Regions from separate parts of the Homo sapiens genome. Here region 2 is linked to region 1. Evidence: chromatin contacts called from ENCODE Hi-C or POLR2A ChIA-PET data. All regions are on one chromosome and are shown on one strand. The core of a region is the stretch at or near the end of the contact, and the rest is flanking DNA. Distances in the headings are between cores, read along the strand shown. Region 1 overlaps PTPRM (protein tyrosine phosphatase receptor type M). Region 2 holds the start of RAB12 (RAB12, member RAS oncogene family).

Evidence for each region. Hi-C counts contacts between places; a loop is a spot of excess contacts on that map. ChIA-PET counts read pairs that join two places held with the same protein, here RNA polymerase II (POLR2A). Pooled maps may share reads with other maps.
Region 2: a map of CD4-positive, alpha-beta memory T cell shows a loop between it and region 1 (9-fold over the local background). The contact joins the promoter of RAB12 here to the enhancer-like site in region 1. A Hi-C loop is called at or near these places in 2 of 168 maps with a recorded cell type or tissue (CD4-positive, alpha-beta memory T cell and GM12878), 9 of 37 single-sample maps with no recorded cell type and 11 of 50 pooled maps. POLR2A ChIA-PET finds 5 or more read pairs at or near these places in 3 of 52 experiments (HEK293T, PC-9 and activated T-cell).

Annotation. Positions count from the first base shown.
Region 1 is chr18:7,949,279-7,952,520 of GRCh38, reverse strand. It overlaps PTPRM (protein tyrosine phosphatase receptor type M), which reads right to left. Exons shown (of 33, transcript NM_001105244.2): 6 at 3,166-3,242. Among named protein-coding and RNA genes, the nearest start is that of PTPRM, 380 kb to the right of the region's middle. Within about 2 kb of position 1,645, at least 3 of the 41 ENCODE cell types and tissues checked have a DNase peak (open chromatin) inside an H3K27ac peak, as active enhancers do; they include PC-9, where a contact is called at or near this core.
Region 2 is chr18:8,607,407-8,610,705 of GRCh38, reverse strand. It overlaps RAB12 (RAB12, member RAS oncogene family), which reads right to left and starts at 1,269. Exons shown (of 6, transcript NM_001025300.3): 1 at 753-1,269. The coding sequence starts at 1,266. RefSeq lists an enhancer at 1-31 and silencers at 482-781, 1,212-1,441.

The DNA of each region.
Region 1 (3,242 bases), core at 396-2,895:
TTCACCGTGTTAGCCAGGATGGTCTCAATCTCCTGACCTTGTGATCCACCCGCCTCAGCCTCCCAAAGTGCTGGGATTACAGGCATGAGCCACTGTGCCCGGCCACATTTGCATTTTCAACAAATTTTCCCAAAGGGAAAGGATGAAAGAGGTAAAGAAGGAAGGAAGGAGAAGGCAAGAATCTTAATCTGTACAAAGTGATAAAATGCAATTTAAAATATTTCTTAATTCAAGTGAAAGGACACCATAAAACTAATTCTAAATCAAGCCAGTAATGGCAGTATTTATACACACACAGACATATATCTAATGGATACGCACATGTAAATGCCTAATACATCAATAAATATGTCAGTATCATATTTAACTGTATGAAATATGTTTACATATGAAATATAGAAACGTAACTAAATAGGGTATTGATATATATATGCATATATACATGCATTGTGGAGATTATATGAAATATTTTTATGTCCTTGGTTATCAAAAGTGGCTAGACATGAATAAAGATGAGAGTGATGGTTAGTCAATTAAAGGACTTGGTCTTTATTTGGGAGGCTGGCCACAAATCAGTGTGTGACCTTAAAAGGTTAAAAACTCTATGGACTTTAGTTTCTCCCATTTGTAAAATTTAGCACTCCAAATATGATATGGTATATAAAAAAGTGTTAAATTATAGACAAGTGGCCTAAAAATGTTAGTGTATATTTTAAAGTAATTGCCTCAAGGTAATAACCTTATAAAACTAGTAGTATCTAGCATGTTATCTCATTAAAAAATATATCTATATACAAAATATGGCCATAAAATTATAATTGGAGAAAAAGTTAAATTTCATATTTGAGTCCTAACTGCATGCAAATTGTCATGAGCTGTGGCAGTGTGCGGAAATGGAAATAAGTCCCTGGTAATTTTTATCACAGTGAGCCAAGATACTACTACACTGCCATAAGACAGGAAAATGTGGTGCACAAATATGAATACGAATCTATTCATTCTTTCTATTTATGTTTGTTCAGGTAGACTAGAAATTTATAATTTACTTATAACTTCCAACAAATTAACTTTTCCACAAGGGAATTTTTAGAGATACTACTAGATTTGCATCCCACTAATCAATAACATGGGTAGTGGCAGGTCACAGTGAAGCAGTATAGCAACTGAAAGAAAAGGAAAAATAATCAAAAACAAATGAACCAAGATGAAAATTAAATAATGGTAGTAATAATGATGATGATAATGATGAACTCTAAAATGACAAAACAGTTTGTAGGCAAACTAGTGTCCTTTCTGTACATCATGATGTCTCACTTGCCAGAGCACTTTCAACAGGGTAGGGTGTGTACAGCAGGGAAGAATCTTAGTTTTGTTAGAGACTTTAAACCTAAATATTAGGCTGGTTCAAGTCTCATCACAAATAAAAACATGTTAAGAATCTGCTGTGACAAATACATTATCCGAGTAGATATCTTAATGTGCACTTCCTTACGCCGAACATCAGTCACTGCTGCAGACGATTCTCGAGGTGGCCTCACTGGGGTGCACTGTCCCCCATAAGCTACGTGTGACTAACTAACACTGGCAGTGGTGATCTCACAACAGAGCATATGGCTGACTCATTGGAGGTTTTATAACAGAGGCTGTGTCCCTGGATATTCTGACTCAATATGGGTGTGGCCAGACAGGGAGGAGACAATAGGTGGGCAGGTATTTACATTTTTAAAAAGTCAGAAAGGTAGTTCAGACATCCATTCCCCAGTGAAGACCACTGACAGACTGGACCAGAGAGAAGTTTATCCCTGTCCTCCTCTCCCTTCCCACCAAGGGCCTTTCAAGCACCCATTGCTCACTATGTATACTAAGTGTCCTATATATAATATACACTTTGCATTTGATCTTCCTCATGGCCCTGTAAGGTAGATAACATTATTATCTGATATCTACCTTACACACAAGGAAACAGCAGCACATACAGGGCAAGCCACTGGCCCATAGCCACATACCTAGTTCTGGGATTTGAATCCAGCAATCTTTAAAGCTGCCTATCTTGAGAAATGTGCAGATAAAAGCTATTGCTTTTATACCACATAAGAAACAGACAATTTTTGTCTAAGACACAGGGTCTCACTCTGTCCAGGTTGGCTGGAATGCAGGGGCACAATCATAGCTCACTGCAGCCTAGAACTCCTGGACTCAGGTAATCCTCCCACCTCAGCCTCCTGACTAGCTGGGAGTATAGGCACTGCCACCACACCTGGCTAGCTTTTTTTATTTTTACAAATTTTTGTAGAGGTGGAGTCTCAATATGTTGCCCAGGCTGGTCTGGAACTTCTGGCCTCAGCTTCTCAAAGTGCTGGGATTATATATGTAGAGAGATCAATTTTATGTGCCATATTTAACAAATGCAGGGAAAACTTTTCTTAAAGCAGTCCTCATTCTGTTCTCCTAGGAAAAACAGCAATGGCTTGCCACAGGTTGTCTAAAAATGCCTCATGGTACACCTCAAAGTCCAAATTATCCTGTCTGGGACCAAAAATTGTCTTGGTGGCTTAATGCTATAAATTCCTCAGCCTACAAAAAACCCATTAAACCGGCTAAAGGAAACTTATTTCCCCTTTCTATTTTCCCTCATCCCCCACCTTCTTAAATATAATGACTCAATTTTTCAGTCATGCAAAATATAGTAATAGAACCTAACTGGAACATTATGAATGTTAACACAGAATTATCAATATGGCTTGTGTGATATGACTGAGCATGTTTATACTGACACTGCTTCATTTTATTAACCACTCTGCTATCATAAACACGCTGGCTGATGAATATTTGCATTTTAAGTGATTTTTCATCAGTAAAAAATTTTATTCCTTAAAAAAAATTTATAAGTTGTAATCTCTGTATATAGAGTTGGCAGAAGACTTTGCCAAGAGCACATTCATTGTTTTTTGTGCAACTAAATCAACATAGATAAAACACATTTTTCAAAAATATTGTTCACGTGCAAAATTTGTACTTAAAATGCAATCCATCAAAATAGCCTGTCATCAAACCACTGCTCAGAAACAGACAAGGGTAAGTTTGAGCTTTAAAGGGATAATGAACTAACAACACCTAACATATCTACTTTAGAAGAATATTCTGGTATAAAAACACATTAAATACCTTTAACTACCAACTCTGCATAGTTTGATATTCCAACACCTCCTTCAGTGCGAATCATGCAGCGGTACTTTCCAGCA
Region 2 (3,299 bases), core at 20-2,519, 660 kb before region 1:
TGTCAAGTCCTCTAAGCATGACTTAATTAAAAAAATTTCCCCTGCAGTTTCCATTTCAGATCCACGGCTGTTTTCCTCCTTGACCCTGGAGCGTTCCTGTACTTACTTCACTCCTGTCCCTCACCGAAAACAGCGGTACTGGAGGAATCAACCCCATGCCCGCCAGTCACCGGGTTGTTTGAGGTCATGGATAAATACAGCTGAAGCTCCTCTGCCCCGTACGTACGGCTAGCACGAGAAACTTACTGTAGTTTTAGTTTTAACATTCTCCATAGGTGACTTTAAACTTCATTTCTTGAAAATGGGTTCAAAATAAGAAAACTGCCCTGGTTGCGCAGGGATCACACCCGCAGCAGACGGCGCGCGCTGGCCTTGGCGGGCCGGGCGAGAGCGGCCTTAGGCGTTCACTCCCCTGCCTGCCTGCGCTCCACTCGAACCCAGCTTTTTCTTGGGCGAGTATGCTAAGGGCCGAAGTTTCCGTGGAGAGCCGCCCCCACAGGCCCCGGGGGCTGCCAGGACCTCTGAGGCAGGGCCGGGGGCCAAGGGCAGGTCTGCCCGGAGGCGGCACGAAAACCTCTGCCAGGCTTTGGGATTGGGATGCAGGGCGCTCCAAGGAGACCCCCGCCCCTAGTTTCACCGAGAGGCCCATCCCCGAAAGACTCCCAGGCTCGATGAGACTCGAAGCCCACGGGGCGAAGGGCACCTGCCCGGGCGCCAGGAGGCCCGGCCCAGGGTCGCCGTGGCGCCCTTACCCACGGTGGACTTGCAGGCCTCGCAGAAGGTGTCGTCGGTGAAGCGCTCCATCAGGCTGGTCTTGCCCACGCCGCGGGAGCCGATAATGATGACCTGCAACTTGAAGTCGGCCGGCCTGGGGGGCTGCTTCCTCCGGCGGCCCTGGCCGCCCGACAGCGCCGGGGAGCCCGCGCCCAGACCGCCGCCGCCCCCGGCCCGCCTCTGCAGCGCGGCGCCCGGATCCATACACGCATGCGGCTCCCGCTCGGCCCGCCGCCCGCCGCCGCCCGCCCCCCGGCTGCGCGCCCCGGGCCCCGGCGCCCCCTCGGCCTCCGCCGCGCGCGGGGGGTCGGCCCCGGGCTCGGCTTCCGCCCGCTGGAGCGGCCCCGGCGGCCCGTGGGCTCCGCGCTGCAACTGCGCCGCCGGCCGGCTCTCTGCGCCCGGGTCCCCTCCTCCTCCTCCTCCGCCGCTGCCGCCGCCGCCGCCGGGAGAGGAGGAAGGGAAGCAGCTACTCCGCAGTAGCGGCAGCAGCATCCCGGACGAGGAGGGGCAGGAAGCGCAGGCGCGGGCGGGGCGGCTGGCCGCGAGGGGCCGGAGGCGGGCGGGTGGGCGCCCCCTGCCGGCGGGAGGACCGCGCGCCCGGGCCTCGGTTGGGTACTGCGCGCGGAGCTTTCCCGCAACCCGCGCCGCTCTTTCCCTGCCTCTGCTCGCCTGCCCGCCCCCGCTTCCCTCCCTCTTCCGCCGGCTCTTTCATCTTTTCTTCCTCTTATCTCTTCCCTTTTCCCCCTTTTCACTCCTCCCTACTCGGCTTTCACTCTGACCCGCATTTATAGTTAACACAAGAAACTTAGTGTGGTTTTAGTCTTAAAATTCTCCGTAGGCAATTTTGAACTTCAGCATTCCGGTGCATCATGAAAATGGGTTCAAAATAAGAAAAAGAACCCTGGTTGACAGTGAAAACACTCCCATGCGCACAGTCCCCAAACACCATGCACATGTTTTCGCCCCCGCGCGCTCGGTGTAGCTGGAACGCTGGAAAGGCCCCGACCTGAGGCCGCGCCGCCGGGCCGCCTGCGCTGCGTTCGCGTCTACACCAGCGCTCTCTCACAAACACCAGCGGGTGCAAGCCCCCGCACCCTCTACCGGGCCGTGGCACTGCTCGGTCTCTCTCCGTCACGTCTGTCTCCCATTTTGCACGGAAACGCGCGAAATCAGTTATTTTTAACTCTGATCGCTGTCTCACTCAGAGTTCAGAAGTTTTTATGCTGTTTAATTTTTAAATTAAGTAAATGGCATACTCCTTTGGGGGAATAAGCGAGTTAAAACTCAAACAGTGCGAGAAGATTGAAACTTTAGGAATTATGGACTCGGGTCGTATGTTTTGCCATTTCTGTTTGGAAGGATTTAAGGATACAGAAAATCACTGCTGATTCCTTGCCAGAGATTTGTTTAGCAAATTCCTCAGCTTGAACTTGAGCATCTCAGAACACAGGGTTCTGAATATGATAGGGGCTGGCAACATTTGCCGAATGATCACGTTACCCACAAAATTTCAGCTGTGCTGTATTTAGAACTAGGTTTAGTAATGCACAGTACACGCATATGTTACACAGCAAACCTGATTTGTAAAAATCTAGCGTTGCCCACAGTGTAGATTGGAAGTTTACATCTATGAGAGCATTCTTAACTGTGCAGTCACTGTAGGGATCTTTATAATATGAATTCTGAGAATATGTAAAATATGATCCCTCTATATTATTTGAAACACAGATCCATCACTTACCATCACGGAATTTACTTTCTTTCTTTCCTTCTTTCTTTCTTTTTCTTTCATTTTGTTTTGTTTTGATTTTGAGACAGCCTTGCTCTGTTGCGCAGGCTGGAGTGCAGTGGTGCGATCACAGCTCACGGCAGCCTGGAACTCCTGGGCCCAAGTGATTTTCCTTGCTTAGCCTCCTGAGCCGCTGAGACCACAGGCACGTGCCACCACGCCTGGCTAATTTAAAAATTTTTTGTACAGTTGGGGTTTTGGTTTGTTAACCAGGCTAGTCAACAGTGTGAGACCCTGAACTGGCCTCAAGTGATCCTCCCACCTCAGCCTTCCAAAGTGCTGTGATTACAGGCATGAGCCACTGTGCTCCGCCGCAGAACATTTCTTAGCTGTGGGTTTCTCTTCTGTTCTATGAGAATGAGAGTAGTGGCCCCTCCTTTCCTCTAGCATTGTTAGGAAAAAAGCAACTAACAATCTCTGCAGTCTGCTGCAACCATAAGGCACTATATAAATGTAAGGGATTAAAGAAACTGATTTATGCATGGCTTTTCAGGAATACTGTGATTTTACAAAGCAAGACGCATCTGCAAAGGTAATCTCAAGATTTTTAATTTGGTCCATTCTGATTAATAGCACCGCCTGTCTTAATAGGCAGATGCATGTGGCATGGCTTGTGGGGCTGAAGACCTTCTTGCCCAAAATAAAATATCTTCCCCATAAGGTAGATCTGTAGTTTCTGCCACTAGAATAATTAATGAACTAAATGACAGAGGTTGGGCAGTGTTTCTGGAGGACA